3 separate regions of the Homo sapiens genome follow, and all the other regions are linked to region 2. A link is a loop called in an ENCODE intact Hi-C map of the cell type or tissue named here. Cell type or tissue: heart left ventricle. All regions are shown on one strand. Each heading gives the region's core, and the rest is flanking DNA. Links, peaks and the distances in the headings are about the cores only.

Evidence for each region. Hi-C counts contacts between places; a loop is a spot of excess contacts. Peaks named below come from ENCODE experiments on the same cell type or tissue, not always from the same donor. Only the 100,000 strongest peaks of a DNase experiment are listed, where the experiment ranks them.
Region 1: it touches region 2 in a loop (2.7-fold over the local background); 8 of 110 quality-filtered maps call a loop at or near these places.
Region 3: a loop joins it to region 2, with 5 times the contacts of the local background. A loop is called at or near these places in 103 of 110 quality-filtered maps.

Annotation. Positions count from the first base shown.
Region 1 is chr9:131,949,991-131,954,990 of GRCh38, forward strand. All of the region lies in intron 3 of MED27 (mediator complex subunit 27), which reads right to left. Among named protein-coding and RNA genes, the nearest start is that of MED27, 130 kb to the right of the region's middle. In heart left ventricle, for the core only: no CTCF peak of the experiment used is centred there; a DNase peak (open chromatin) is centred at 2,139; H3K27ac peaks cover 779 bases.
Region 2 is chr9:131,759,679-131,765,479 of GRCh38, forward strand. No RefSeq gene overlaps it. Among named protein-coding and RNA genes, the nearest start is that of RAPGEF1, 23 kb to the left of the region's middle. In heart left ventricle, for the core only: a CTCF peak has its summit at 2,937 (motif pointing right); a DNase peak (open chromatin) is centred at 2,973.
Region 3 is chr9:132,242,558-132,248,003 of GRCh38, forward strand. It overlaps NTNG2 (netrin G2), which reads left to right. Exons shown (of 8, transcript NM_032536.4): 8 at 1-1,969. Among named protein-coding and RNA genes, the nearest start is that of NTNG2, 83 kb to the left of the region's middle. RefSeq lists enhancers at 2,463-2,968, 2,969-3,474. In heart left ventricle, for the core only: no CTCF peak of the experiment used is centred there; a DNase peak (open chromatin) is centred at 2,729; H3K4me3 peaks cover 578 bases; H3K27ac peaks cover 185 bases.

The sequences.
Region 1 (5,000 bases), core at 1-5,000, 190 kb after region 2:
CTAAATTTCTGTTCTTCTTGCATTACAAATTTACTCAGGTATCTTGTGGGTCCTAGTTTTCCCTAAAACATTTAAGCAACATACTAAGTTTGGGAAAGAATTTTAATGTCACTCAACAGCTACCTGCTCTGCATGCCCTTACATCTTTACGAGAGAGAAAAAAGAAAAAAAACCCCTAATAATAAAACACCTGTGTTGAGCTTTCCAGCAACACCAATTAACAACGGTTATTAAGTCAGCCATTTCTGTCAGATCTGGTGAAATGACGCTTGGAGCTCAGATAGATGGTGAACTGAGATGCAACAATTCACATGGAGTTAAAGCAAAGCAACCTGTGGGCGGCAGACATTCAACCAGGAGCTGGCGAGGGCAGATGATGCCTGCCTTCCCACATTCCAATGGCTTTCCCTCCCGTGCCCAGGAAGGGCTGAGGACTGTCGCTGTGGCACCTCTTGGCAATGCTCGGATGTGGTGACTGCTTCCAGTTACTCAGTTTGCCGCACACGTGTAGAACCATTATTTCATTTCCATTTGATTTTTTTAACGTCCCTGAGAATCTACATGGTAGATTTCACAAAAAGAAACGCCAAAGAGAATGATCACAATCACTGAACGACTTGTTCTAGTCATAACCATACATTAAAGCAAATGCACACTCAGAGTCAGAAACAGTCAACACATCTGAGGAAACCGCAGAACCCCTCCTGGGACAAACACGCTATTTGTATGACAGTAAGTTTGATAGTCATTCATCAGACAATCAACTCCTTGAGGGGAGAGTCTGAGGCTCACGTCTTTAATTCCTGCAATAATCCTGCACATAATGCATACTCAATAAACATGTGGTGAACGGGACTGATTTAAGTAGACTGAATCAAAGAGAAATAAAGATCCCAGAGTAAACACAACTTTGTTCTGTAATTGTTTCTTCTACAAGTAGTAAAAATTTCTTAATCACAAAATGTCATCCAACAAAGTGAACAGACACAGTGAAGTTGTGCCCTTCCTCTCCCCTTTACTGAGGGCATTACTGTAGGGCAGCTGGGTTATAAAGCAGGACTGAGATGATGACAAACGGAAAGTAACTCACACAAAAACAGACCTTCCTGGGCGAGGTGCCTCGGCTGGAGCTCCAGATTTTCCCACCTCAGGACTCATCCCCCAACCTCTTAAGTGAATTGCTTTCGGGTGTCTACTGAACAGAACCTTCAGTAGAGAAGCCTTCTCCAAGGCCCTCAAATGCACACCAGACAAGTGTCATCAATCACGGTATCCTTGCCCTGTCCTTCATAGTACACATCACAGTCTATCTCACACATGTGGGGGAATGACTGTTTATTTGTTTACCTTGCCCACTAGACTGAGAACTCCACAGGGGGAAGGCACAGGCCATATTTCTCCCTGCCATCAGCCCCCAGCACACTGTCCAGCACACAGCAGGCTCTCAACAGACAACTGATAAATGAATCTTGCACGTGGACTCCTTACAACTCTATTCAGCACAACAGAGTCTGAAGCTGGGGCTTAGGAATCACAGGGACCTAGATGCTCAAGTTCTCACAGTGCCCTCATCTTGGACAAGTTACTTTAACCTCTCTAAGCTTTGGCATCCTTATCTGTGAAATAAGGTAGCATCACTATCCTCTTCACATAATCATTATGAGAAGTAAAGGAGTGAACACAGCACATAAAGCACTTAACACAAAATAGGCAAATAATGGTATTAGCTGTTCCTTTTATGTGTACAAACATTGTCTTTTTCTGCACAAAAAGGTTAGGAACTTCTGTTTGTGTCTACAGAAATACAAAGCCTCAAAAAGTTAATTGCAGTCATGAAAACACCTCGAAGCATGAGCTTTAAAAGCAGGGATGTTCTTTCAGGTTTCTGGTTCATTTTACTACATCAATGCATTTCAGTTAGTAAGCACAGTTCTTTTCATTATTTTTCTAAGAAGGCCAACGAGAGAGTGGACAGACTGTTCATATTTGGCATGATCCTGAAATGACCTAGTCAGGAAGTGAGCTGGAGTAAATGGATCTGGCTTCTAGAACAGGGACTATGCTGGAGAGCTTTCGTTTGTCCCTCTGCCATCCCGCACTGTGCCCCAGGAGGCTGGCCTACACACAGATTACATCAACAAGCCTTTTTCCTCTCTGGCTTCCAGCTGTGTTCTGACCAATACTAGGCACTGGCCGGAGACTCAGAGGGCAGGAGAAGCACGAGGCCAAGGGTCCTTGTCCTTGAGGGCTAGCTGTGACAACTCAGTAACAGCAAAACACCAATTTCTCCAATCCTACAGCAGGAAAGGTCTGGTTCATTCCACTATTCAGCAGAGGCACCAGCAGCAGAGGATAACAGGGACATGGACTGGGGGGAAGCAGAAGTCACCCATGACCAATGACATCACAGACCTTGTTCCTGGCGGCAGGGGGGCAGCAGCAGCTATGTTTCATGTTCACTGTTTCTCCACCCCCTGCCCCACTACCTTATGTAAAGAGCATTGGGTGGGAAATGACCAGAGCCTTCACCCTCTCCAGACCCACCCTCTCCACAGTGGTCTGTGCCCCAAAAAGCTGACCCACGTGGACTGCATCCATGGGCTCCTTTGCCCTCTGGCTGAGTTTGGCCAAAGGGAGATGTGGAAGGTGGAAAAGCAGTGAGGTCAGGGTATTTATCCTGCCTACAAATTCCCCAGGAACTGGCTACAACCCTCATCATAGCTCTGTCAGGATCCCTCTCCACGCAGCTCTCTCTCTCACTCTGGGCTGCAGTAAGTATGCCCTCCTCTTACCCCTGGGGGAAGGATAGTAACAGCTCCGCCCATGGGCACTAGCCCAGGTACTGCCCTAGTCCCTTATGGGTTCCTTATACCCTGCCCACACCTTTGGAAACAGTCCCTTTATTAAAGTCTCCTCAATCTGGAAATCGTTCCCTTAGACAATTTCTTCTCAGAACAAAAAGTTCTTCCTAAATAAAACACATGACATTAAAACCAACCCTGCTAGAGTAAGAAACATGGTAAATTGAAGAATATTTAAACCAACTGAAGGTAACAGTGATATAAGTATTCTAGATTAGTAATGAAACAAAATTTACATGCGCTCTGCTTAACTGAACAACATTCATTTAATAATTTTCCCCTGGAGTATTTTAACTGTGGATGCGGCTAGTTTAGAAATTCAAGACATCCAAACAGGATAATGGAAGGATCTGCCTCCCTGAGAAACAGGTACCCCAGTCTGGTTTTCTGCTGCCTCTCTTATTTCCCCTTCCTTCCTAAAGTGCCCTGGCACCTCCAAACTGTAGCCACAAAGTAGTCCTTCTCAGGCCACTGCAAAGTTTGCTTTTTCCTTTAAGTTTACTGTCAAGTTCATATTTGCAGGTGTGAATTTGCACAGACTAACAGTTTCCAAAATGTCATACACATAAAAGTGGTTTTAGGTGATATATGGATGAACATTTTTCATTTCAATATCTGTAGGTATAGAACAATATACAACTAGTAAATAAAACCTGTGATTTCATAGATAGCATTGCTCAGTCATGGTACCACAGAGGCTAGGCTTTAAAAAATTATACAAATATTATACAAATTATAATTAAAATTACATTATTTAAGAATATTAAAAATACTATACAAATAATAGAACAGCTGGCCAAAGGTTATGGCAAAAATTCTACAGTTGGTTTGCAAATGACTGAGTTTAGAAACACTATCTTACAGTAAGGCAGGTAATTAAACAGCTTCGTTCCAAAAGGGTTTTGCCTTGTTCGTAAATTGTGGGGTTTTTTTTCCCCCACTCTAAATAAATCTTCACTTTTATATCTTTTTTTTTTTTTTTTGAGATGGAGTCTCTGTCTGTCACCCAGGCTGGAGTGCCAGTGGCATGATCTTGGCTCACTGCAACCTCTGCCTCCCGGGTTCAAGTGATTCTTGTGCCTCAGCCTCCTGGGTAGTTAGGATTACAGGCCCCTACCACCACACCCGGTTAATTTTTGACAGGGTTTCGCCATGTTGGCCAGGCTGGTCTCAAACTCCTGACCTCAGATGATCCGCCCGCCTCAGTCTCCCAAAGTGCTGGGTTTACAGGCATGAGCCACCATGCCCAGCCTTTTTATCTTTTTAAAAAAGTTTTCATGCATATATTTGCATATATTGAAGAAGGAGAAATGGACAAGCACCCTAGGAGTGGCCAGGGTGTTTAGGTAAGCAGCACCACTAAGCAAGGGCTGCCAGTGATCAATCAGCTGGGAGCTGACCACACTGGGATGCATGTCTGGGAATGTGTGATGTGAGCACAGGAGGAGGGCCTCCTTGATAGAAAATGTCTTTCCCACAGCCAGCAGCATGCACGCTCAGTGGCTCCAAAATCCCTTTTGCCCTTTTCAAAGGAGTTAAAAACCACACCAGAACATACTTCTCTCAGTGGAGCCAAATCTAGGAGTCTACCTGAGACAGGTGGATTGATGCTTGCAATGCCCTGAACAAACTTTTAGAGGGTGCCCTCTACAGGTTTAAGGTGGCCTCAACAAACCATTAACTAGCCTCAGCTGTGATCTCCTGAAGCTGAGAAGTCTTGTGGCAGTCTTTCAAGTTCTGGCAGAAACTCTTTTATATTGTATATCAGAGGAGAAAGAAAGTGAATCAATTTGACCCCTCTGCTCATCAATGCTACCACTGACCCTCTGAGCCCTACTACCTATTTCTCTCCCATAGCATGCCACCCCAAAGAAACTCCTCTGCCCAGAGAAAGGGGACAACTTCAGGGGTGAACGAAACCCATTATTTATAAGCAAGGAAGGTCATAAGAATTATTATTATTTTTTTAAAAGCTTAGAAGGATGAGCTCATCCAGAAGACATAACAATCCTAAATGTGTATGCTCCTAAAAAATAGTCAATACCACGCCTCTCTCAGTAATTGACAGAACAAGTAGACAGAAAGTCAGTAAGAATACAGAAGACTTGAACAGGGTTAACCCAATGACATATATATTCT
Region 2 (5,801 bases), core at 340-5,339:
AGTATGCCTGGGACTTCTCTGTACCTGTACTTCACCAGCATTATCTCAGTGAGACCCTACAGCAATCCTAAGTCCACCTGATCACAGCCCTAAGTCCCCTCTGCTCAGAGCTGCTGCCAGCAATGAGCCCGGCACCCCTCCCCTTCCTTCGTTGTCTCTGGGTTTTTATTTCTAGGTTGTTCTTAAAGTTTTTCTTTGATTTTTTATTTTTTTTCGAGACAGAGTCTTGCTCTGTTGCCTAGGCTGGAGTGCAATGGTGTGAGCTTGGCTCACTGCAACCTCTGCCTCCTGGGTTCAGGCGATTCTCCAGCCTCAGCCTCCCAAGTAGCTGGGATTACAGGCGCATGCCACTGTGCCCGACTAATTTTTCTATTTTTAGTAGAGACGGGATTTCACCATGTTGGCCAGGCTGGTCTTGAGCTCCTGACCTCATGATCCACCTGCCTCGGCCTTCCAAAGTGCTGGGGTAACAGGCATGAGCCACTGTGCCTGGCCTGATTTTTTTTTTTTTTTTTTTGAGAGATGGGATCTTATTCTTTCACCCAGGCTTGAGTGAAGTGGCACAATCATAGCTCACGGCAGCCTCAAGGTCCTGGGCTCAAGTGATCCTCCTGCTTCAACCTCTCAAATACCTGGGACTACAGGTGCATGCCACCACGCCTGGCTAATTTTTTGTTTGTTTGTTTTAATGTTGTAGAAACGGAGTCTCACTATGTTGTCCAGACTGGTCTCAAACTCCTGATCTAAAATGATCCTCCCACCTTGGCCTCCCAAAGTGCTGGCATTACAGGCACGGGCTACCATGCCTGGCCATTTTTAAGGTTAGCAGACAAACAATAAAGCAGGATAGTCTTACATGTACAGCTTGGTGAGATTTTACCCCTAGATAAACACCATCCAGAATAAAATCTAGAACCTTCCCAGTATCCCCCTCCCCCACCCACCAAGGCACCCTTATACTGCTTCCAGTCAGAAGGCCTCACCCTGCTGGAGGTAACCATTATTCTGATGTGTATCGCCATAGATACCTTAGGCCTTTTTTTTTTTTTTTTTTTTTTTTTCGAGATGGAGTCTCACTCTGCTGCCCCAGCTGGAGTGCAGTGATGTGATCCCAACTCACTGCAACCTCCGCCTCCCGGGTTCAAGTGATTCTCCTGCTGCAGTCTCCCGAGTAGCTAGGATTCCCGGGCCCACCACCATGCCCAGCTAATTTGTTTTTTTTGTTTGTTTTTTTTTTGTTTGTTTTTTTTTGATGGAGTCTTGCTCTGTCGCTCAGGCTGGAGTGCAGTGGCATAATCTTGGCTCACTGCAAGCTCTGCCTCCTGGGTTCACACCATTCTCCTGCCTCAGGCTCCCGAGTAGCCAGGACTACAGGCACCCGCCACCAAGCCCAGCTAATTTTTTGCATTTTTAGTAGAGACGGGGTTTCACCGTGTTAGCCAGGATGGTCTCAAACTCCCAACCTCAGGTAATCTGCCCGCTTTGGCCTCCCAAAATGCTGGGCTTACAGATGTGAGCCACCACATCTGGCCCTTAGACCTGGTTTTGAACTTCATGTAAGTGGGAAGTTTGGGTCTAGCATCTTTTGCTCCATACTATGTCTGACATCTGCTTATGCTATTACCGTAGTTCTTTTTTTTTTTTTTTGAGACAGGGTCTCGTTCTGTTGCCCAGGTTGGAGTGCAGTGGTGCAATCATAGCTCACTGCAGCCTTGATCTCCTGGGCTCCAGCAATCCTCCCACCAGCCTCCTGACTAGCTGGGACCACATGTGCATGCCACCACACCTGGCTAATTGAAATGTTTTTATTTTATTTTTTTATAGAGACAGGCTGTCACTAGGTTGCAGGCAGGTCTCAAACTCCTGGCTTCAACTGATTCTCCTACCTTGGTCTCCCAAAGTGCTGGGATTACAGGAATGAGCCGCTGTGCCTGGCCAACATGTAGTTCTTTTTCACTGCAGTATAATATTTCATTATATGAACTATATATGACTACCACAATTTGTTCATCCAATCTACTCTTTTTTTTTTTTTTTTTTTGAGACAGGGTCTTTCTCTGTCATCCAGGCTGGAATGCAGTGGTGTGATTTAGGTTCAGTACAGCCTCCACCTCCTGGGCTCAAGTGATCCTCCCACCTAGGCCTTCCAAAGGGCTGGGATTACATGCATGGGCCACTATGCCTGGCCCATTCTGCTATTGATGAGCATTTGGGTTGCTTCCAGGTTTGGGTCATTACTAATACAGCAACCATAAACATCCCTGTGCCTGTCTTTTTTAAGTGTGTGTGTGTGTGTGTGTGTGTGTGTGTGTATGTCCAGATTTCCGTGTGCACACCCAGGCATGGAGCTGCTGGGTCTCAGGGCACATGTATATTTCACTTCAGCAGCCAAACATTTCCTGAGTCGTTGTACCAATTTACACTCCTGTGTGTTTCCTTGGCTTTAAAAACTTGCAATGATGATGTTGGTAGCTGCAAAACACACACCAGGAAAGAGTCCCAACATTTCCCTAAATCCCCACTCAGTGTGGCATTGAATTTGTAGGTGACAGGGTACACAGTTTGCACTGGAATCCTGCCTTGCTGTTTTCCTTCTCACCTATTTATGCTGCCTTCACATGATCCTGACACAGGAGCACACACACGCACTCACACACACGCACACACGCTTGCACACTTGGGCCAAGGCATCTACGTGGGGATTCCACGTTGCGCCTTGACCCAGCCACTGGGAGGGCGGCACTGGTTTCGCCCTGGCCCCGGCGCCTGGCTAGGCCTGTAGGCTGCCCCGGCAGTGGCTGCCATCTGTTCCAGGCGGGGCGGGGCCATCGTGTGGACGACGTGGGGTGTCCGCAGCGCCGGGGTGAGGAGGGGCTAGGATGGAACAGTGGCGGCCAAGGGCGCGCGGCCCTCTGGCGGGCCTGGCTGCCGGCGGAGTTCTGCCATGCGGCCACCAGAGGGCGGCACAGTCCCACAGAAGACAGCCCCGCCCGGCGCCTCCCAGGAGCCACCCGGGAGGACCTGAGAGCCAGCGGCGGACCTCGCTGGGAACTGGGTGGGTCGTGGGGAGCCCACGTTCCCCTCGCCTCACACCCTGCTGTGGTGGACTGAGCCCGGGGAAGGAAATCCAGAAACCACTTGGCTTCTGTCACTCACAAGCTCTGGGACGTTGGGAAAATGATTTGGCCTCTCTGTGCCTCAGTTTCTGCACCTGTAAAATGGCAACACCGTAATGATAATGGCCCACCCCCCTGGGGTCCTATCCCGAGGCTCAGTACCGATAACAGTGTTAGAACTATGATGACGGCCATTGCTGGGAACATTGCAGAGCTAAAAACTAAAATAAAAATAAAAAATAAAATAATGATGATGGCCAGGCATCCTGGTCCACGTCTGTAATCCCAGAACTTTGGGAGACCGAGGTAGGAGGATCACTTGAAGCCAGGCGTTTCAGACCAGCCTGGGCAACATGACCAGACCCCATCTCCTCAAACAATACAAAAATCAGCCAGATGTGGTGGCTCGGGCCTGTAATCCCAGCTACTCAACAGGCAGAAGTTGGAGGATCCCTTGAGCCTGGGAGGTCGAGGCTGCGGTGAGCCGTGATCACGCCACTGCACTCCAGCCTGGGCGACAGAAAAGACCCTGTCTCGAAATAATAAAATAATAATAATGATGATGATGATAATAATAATAACTATGGTCTATTGAGTGCTTACTTCATGCCAGACGCGGGGCTGGTGCTTCCAAAGCCTTCACTCATTTAATTCTCACAGCCACCCTCTGAAGATGTGAAGGCAGGTGGGATGGGAGAGCTTCAGCGTCGGTGCCATCTCCACCCTGAGCATGTCCCCAGCTGTCCTGCCCTCCCTGGGTGTGTCTTTCTCTTCTGTCTTCAGATCACAGCCCACCCCAGAGGGTACTGTGATTATCCCCACCAGACAGATGGGCAGACAGAGGGCAGAGGGGCAAGCCAGCCTGCCCCAGCTGTAGGAGCCAGGCTGGGGCTCCCCGACTCCACCCCACACCGTCTGGCCAGAGCACCTGGTCAGAGTTGCTGGACAACAGTCAGTGGGCATTGGTAAGGCCCGAGGCACCATGCAGATATGTGGCTGTCATCTCCCCGGGAGAAGTGAGCATGGAGTTGGCCGGCCTGGGGCTCCATTCCACCCCCTCAGCCACTGCTGCTTCCTCTGTAGTGTGAGGGGTAGAAATCAGTGCTTTGCCACCAGGTGCGGTGGCTCATACCTGTAATGCCAGCACTTTGGGTGGCCGAGCTGGGCGGATCACCTGAGGTCAGGAGTTTGAGACCAGCCTGACCAATATGATGAAACCCCATCTCTACTAAAAATACAAAAATTAGCCAGGTGTGGTGGTACACATCTGTAATCCCAGCTACTCAGGAGGCTGAGACGGGAGAATCGCTTCAACCTGGTAGGCAGAGGTTGCAGTGAGCCGAAATCGTGCCTTTGCACTCCAGCCTGGGCAACAAAAGTGAAACTCCGTCTCAAAAAAAAAAAATTTCTTTTGCATTTTTAGTTGAGACGGGGTTTCACTATGTTGGCCAGGCTGGTCTCGAAGTCCTGACCCCAAGTAATCTGCCTGCCTCGGCTTCCCAAAGTGTTGGGATCACAGGCATGAGCCACTGCCCAGTCTGCAATTTTCTTTTGAAGAAAATAGTCCTGATGGTAACCTTTTATTTTTATTTTTAATTAATTAATTATTTTTTTTGAGACAGGGACTCACTCTGTTGCCTGGGCTGGAGTGCAGTGGTGCAATCACACCTCACTATAGCTTCGACCTCCCGGGCCTAAGCATTCCTCCCACCTCAGCTTCCCAAGTAGCTGGGACCACAGGCCTCAGCCACCATGCCTGGCTCTGATGCTAAAATTAACCAAAAATAATGTTTAACGCCACCAGACTAGATAATTCCTGAGGCCCTTCCTAGTTCTAAATATTTTATGAAAACTTTCTTGAACCTATTTGTATTTTTGGCTGGTAAGTTCAATTTACCTTTACCCTACTGGGTCCAGACTTCCTCCTCCTCCTTGTCCTCCTCCTCCTTTTTTCCCTCCTCTTCCTCCTTCTCCACCTACCCTTTCCTCCTCTCTCCTCCTCCTCCTTCTCTTCTTCTATCTGAGAGATTATCTTTCTCAAGTTTTAGGCACTCACCATTCCAATCCCAGTTTTGGCATTCCCAGGTTTTTTGTTAAGTCTCTGTCCTACCCTGCTTAGCTCTGTTTCTGTGGCCTCACTTGTGCCTGTCCTTCCCGCTCAGTTTCCTTTCTGGATCAGCATTCTAGCTTTTCCCTCTGGAGTTTTCCATGAGACTACCCTTTACCATTATCTATCTGGTCCTTCCCTAGACAAGATCTGTGGCATTTCTCAAAGAAGACGGCAACTAGGAGACCACATGGCATTCTGGGAATGGGTCACCCGGGTCTGGGAGGAATGAGTTTGTTATTAACAAGTGAGAGAGAAAAGAGCTGTTCCCGTGACGAAAAGGAAAAAGAGCATCAAGTATAAATGCACGCTTTTTCATCACCATCTCCTGGTCTCTGCTTCCAGCCTTTTCTTTTGAATGTAGAGATAAATCCACTCTATTTTAATAAACTCCACATTTTATGCGGTTTTCAAGGTGTATTGGAAATAGGGTAAATTTTGATGCTAGCATATCTGAAAGCATTTTAAATAGCATCTATTCTGCTGGGGAATCAAGTAGTACGGCAAGAAACACTACTTTGCCTGTAAATAAACTACCTTCCATCCTAATCTGTAGCCCTGCTCTGAAGGAGCGCCTA
Region 3 (5,446 bases), core at 1-5,000, 480 kb after region 2:
CAATTCCAGTCGCTGACTTGGTCCTGTTTTCTATTCTTTATTTTTCCTGCAACCCACCAGACCCCAGGCCTCACCGGAGGCCCGGTGACCACGGAACTCACCGTCTGGGGGAGGAGGAGAGAAGGAAGGGGTGGGGGGCCTGGAAACTTCGTTCTGTAGAGAACTATTTTTGTTTGTATTCACTGTCCCCTGCAAGGGGGACGGGGCGGGAGCACTGGTCACCGCGGGGGCCGATGGTGGAGAATCCGAGGAGTAAAGAGTTTGCTCACTGCTGCCTCCACGGCCTGTTTTCTTTCTGTGTTGGGGACGGTGGGCAGGTGTGGGGCTTACAGAGGAATCCACAACACAGCCTTAAAGAAACGGTTTCCCTACTGGGGCCACCATTTCCCTGGGCCTTTCTGTGGATTCCAGCAGGCAGTGCCCCCTCCCCGCAGGCTTGGCTGGCAGAGTTTTCCACCCCGCGGCCAGGCTGCAGGTGCCCCACCTGTTAGGAGCCTCCCCACACTGAAAGGCTGCCTCCCTCCTTTCCCAAAAAAGAAATCCGGAGTGTATTGGCCCTTTTCTACAGAAGTCCAAGGGAAATGACTCAGGGAGAATCCTAGCAGAGGTTGAATCCAATGCTCTGATTTATACTGTGTCTCGGTGGCCACCTCCGATGGATGTGTCATCTCAGACCTGTTGCAGCCGGAGCCTCAAGTCCAATATCAGATGAAGCTGAACCCACAATTCGGCCACCGCCTCCTTCCAGAGTTTCAGATGGCCAGGTGGGCAGAGGCGGGCAGTGCAGAGACCCCAGACGTGCCGGCCCTGTCCTCCCTACCTTCTCAAGATTAGGAAGGGGTGCTGGAGGGGACAGGGGCAGCTTGGGAGTGGTGAGGAAGCTCCTAGATTCGGGGCTCATCCCCTGGGGCCTCTGATTCAGAGGATCCAGCAGTTCTCCCATCTCCGCTTGGTGTCTCCAGCCCTGGGGCCACACTTCCCCCTCGGTCCAGCCTCCTGTCCACCTATGTTTATTTCAGAGCAGTGCCGGGGGTCCGGTCCTGGTTGCTAACTGCTGCCACTGCTCCACCTGCAGGTGCTCCCAGCACTGGCTTCTGCCACCACACCTGTTCTTTCCCAGCTGCGAGGTTTAGACCTGGGTCCTTCCCTTGAGTCCCCAAAGCTAAGCTAAGACCAAGTGGAACAAACTTGGCCTTGGGGACAGCAGGAGATTACAACACAGAAAAGGAGGGGGAGGCACAACGGGACACTGCATAGGACTCACAGTGTCCCGAGCCCACACACCAGCCCCTCCTGGCCTCCTCTCTCTGCTCCCACCCCCAGCACCCTGCTGACCCGGAAGTGCCTTCCGACAGGCCCTGCATCCTCCTGCAGCTGGCCCATCTCTACCCTCACATTCTTCCTTACGCACAGAACCCCACTGCCTGGGACCCAAAGTGCCCAGATAAAATAAAACACCTCTCTGGGGCTTCTTGTGGATAGGAGTGGCCAGGGGACACAGCTCTGGGCAGTGAGATGTAAGCAGGACTGATGGGTGGGCTTCCAGAAAGTTCTTAAAAGTCATCCCTTCCTCCACGCCCCACAAAGCCTCAGTTGTCCAAGTTTGTGGCTCTGGTTTTTCTCTCTCATCCCTCCCTCTGCTCTTCAGTCAGCAGGATGGGGAAGGAGCCTTCTTGAGACACTGAGCATAACAGTGTCACCCTCAGGATAGTGAAGGGTGGAGCCGGGGGTGGAAGTTGCAGAGCCTGGGACACCTGCCTTGGCTGCAACCTCTGCACTGCTTTTATTTATCTACTTATTTTTATAGAGTTGAGGTCTCACTATGTTGCCCAGGCTGGTCTCAAACTCCTAGGCTCAAGTGAGCCTCCGGCCTTGGCCTCCCGAAGTGCTGAGATTACAGGCATGAGCCACCGCACCACCTGCCTGTCTTACTGTGTGAGAAAAAAAATAAACGGTGATGTGATTAAAACACTAGAATTTGGGTTTTCTGTTCCATGCACACTTTCCAAGTTCTTGGCCCTGCCTGATTGGCATCCGGGCCCCCTGAGCCCTCTAAGGCCAGAGAGAGACTGAAACCCACCCTTCCTTGGCCGCAGCCCCCCATGGTGACCCTCAAGTCACCAGGAAGAGGAATGTCCATGACTCAGGCCGAGGAGTCCACCTCTGTCCAGAACAGGACTGCCCCTGCCTTCTAGTGAGCACAGGGCAGCTGAGCAGAACTCACCCCAGAGAAACAGCAGCGCTGGCCGCAGTCGGTAAACAGCAGGCATTTCCTCCTAGTCATCAAGATGATAAAATGTCACCTAGAAGCAGAACTAGAGGCAGAACTTGAGACAGGGACAGCAGGGCCCAGCCCCAGTGGCCAGCCCTGGCCGGATCCACGAGGCTGGGGGCCCTGGAGCGTCAATGACATCCCAGCACTGTTCTTGTCTGGAGGCAAGTGGGCCACCCTCTGTCAGGCACCAGTGCCAGGCTGGCATGGGGGCTGCAGTAGAAGCCCCTGGTGCAGAAGGTGGGCGGCTGGGGGCTGTGAAGAGGCCCACACGGTGGTGCAGAGGGCATGCCTCTTTATGTCACCCTGGGTGTGTCCCCGAACACCCTCGAGGGGTCTGGGAGGTGGGGGGCCTCTGTGGGCAGTCACTCTGTCCTCCTTGACCTCCGTCAGCTGGGCCCACACTGCGTCAGCTTTTCTGGCACCGGCCTGTGCATTCAGGGCTGGGGAGGTGGAGCTCTTTGTAAATCAGAATGGCAGCCCCAGTCCCCGGGGACACACTCAGGCCCTGACCTCCCCGGAGGGTGGAGGGAATGTTGCCAGTGGCCATTTGGAAAAACTCTGACATCTTCCAGGCAGCAGGAGGAGAAAACGAGGTCAGCAGAGCCAAAAGTCCTAGGCCATCCTCTTTTCAAATGGCACACCCTTGTCCCCAGAGCTCATATTTTGACACCTGGTTCTGGGAGGTGAGGAGGAAAAGGCTCCCATTGTGCGCCTTGGATCATCATCACCGCATCCCCAGGCGCTGCGCTTACATTACTGCATCAACCCTCACCTGCACCCTAGGGCAAGGTTTTCAGCCTCAGCACCATTGACCTGGGGGGCTGGGTAATTCTCCATGGTAGGGCGTGGGGGCTGCCCTGTGCACGTGGGATGTGCAGCACCATCACTGGCTTCCATGTGGCACTTCAATGTGCACCGTCCCCAGTTGTTGCAACTCAAAGTGCCTCCAGTAATTGCCAAATTGGGGGCAAAATCGTCCTAGATTGAGACTCGCTGCCTCAGGAGGAAAGGATGGTCATGCCCATTTTACAGAGGGTAAGTGAAGGCTGGGAGAGGCAAAGTCACTTGCCTGGGGTCACAGTTTCTAAGAAGCAGAGAGGAGAGTTGAACCCAGGGCTGCCTGACTCCAGAGCCCAGTGTTTCACCCCCAGGCCAGGCAGCCCTGGGCAGGCATTGGGCATCCACTCCCCGGCGGGCGGCTGCAGCTGCCCCCCCACCTCCATGCCTCCAGCTGCCTGCCTCCTTTGGCGCCCACAGCCAGGTCAGGCTGAGCAAGGAACCCTGGGGAGCCCAGCTTCCTCTGAACCGCTCTGCTGTCAGGGGAAACGCCTCCCCTGGCCCTCTGCGGCAGCATGGCCTGTCCCCTGCCCCCACCCACTCCCCTAAATAAGCAGAATTGCTGCGTCGGCATTTCCTGCCCAGCTCATGCCTTACAGTTACGAGGCATTTATGGGAGCTTGGGGAGCAGCCAGCAGCATCTCCCGGCAGACCTGAGCCCGCCTCCCTGTCTCCCCAGGGGCCTGGTCCATCCCGGCACATCCCAGCCAGAAGAGTTAAGGGAAAGGCCCCAGGAAGAAAAACATTACTTATTTATTTTTCCGTTTAAACCACCTGTCACAACTTGTAGGAAAGTTCGAAAATACAGAAAAGCAAAATCATAATAATTTTTCTATTAAACTCACCCACAATTCTTCATCCAGAGCTAATAACTGTTAATACTTTTTTTTTTTTTTTTTGAGACGGAGTCTCGCTCTGTTGCCCTGGCTGGAGTGCAGTGGCACGATCTCGGTTCACCGCAACCTCCACCTCCTGGGCTCAAACCATCATCCCACCTCAGCCTCTGGAGTAGGGGGAACTGCAGCTGTGCACCACCACGTCCAGCTAATTTTTCATATTTTTGGTAGAGGCGGAGTTTTACTATGTTTTCCAGGCTAGTCTCGAATCCCTGGGCTCAAGCCATCCTCACTCCTCAGCCTTCCAAAGTGCTAGGATTACAGGTGTGAGCCACCACGTCCAGCATAACTGTTAATGTTTTCTGATAGATATTTCTAGTGTTTTTCCATAAAATAAAACCCACACTCAGACATCGCCCCCCACCCCTGCAATTGCTAAGCCCTAGCACTGAGGCTGGACATGCCTTATTTCAAGGGTCCCTTCAGTGATGCTGAGCGTGGGATCAATTAATATAATATGGCCATCTTACAGCTCCACATACCAGGGCTCTGAAAGCGTCCTGGCCAGGGACCTTAGCCACAAGCACCGAAACAAAACACCAGGTGATTTAAGAGGCAGAGGAGATTAAAGGATCACAGACCCCTCAGACACATGTCAGGAGAACAAGGTAAGAGTAGGGAAAGTGGGCCACGCGGTGGCTCACACCTGTAATCCCAGCACTTTGGGAGGCCAAGGCAGGCAGATCACCTGAGGTCAGGAGTTCGAGACCAGCCTGGCCAACATGGCGAAACCCCGTCTCTACTGAAAATATAAAAATTAGCCAGGCGTGGTGGTGGGCACCTGTAATCCCAGATACCTGGGAGGCTGAGGCAGGAGAATCCGTTGAACCTGGGAGGTGGAGGTTACAGTGAGCCGAGATCGCGCCACTGCACTCCAATCTGGGCAACAAAGCAAGACTCCGTCTCAAAAAAATAATAATAATAAAAATAAAAACTAGCTGGGTGTGGTGGCAGATGCCTATAGTCCCCCCCCCAACTTGGGAGGCTGAGGCAGGAGAATCCCTTGAACCCAGGAGACGGAGGTTGCAGTGAGCCGAGATCACGCCGCTGTACTCCAGCCCGGGCAAAGAGCAAGACTCCGTCTCAAAAAAACAAACAGCTGGGCTCAGTGGCTCATGCCTCTAATCCCAGCACTTTGGGAGGCTGAGGTGGGTGGATCACCTGAGGTCAGGAGTTCGAGACCAGCCTGACCAACATAGAGAAACCCCGTTTCTGCTAAAAATACAAAATTAGCTGGGCATGGTGGTGCATGCCTGTAATCCCAGCTACTCAGGAAGCTGAGGCAGGAGAATCGCTTGAACCTGGGAGGCAGAGGTTGCAGTGAGCTGAGATTGTGCCACTGCACTCCAGCCTGGGCAACAAGAGCAAAACTCCATCTCAAAAACAAACAAAAAAACAAAAAAGAGGAGGTAAAGTGGAGTCAGGAAGGGCACCCAGT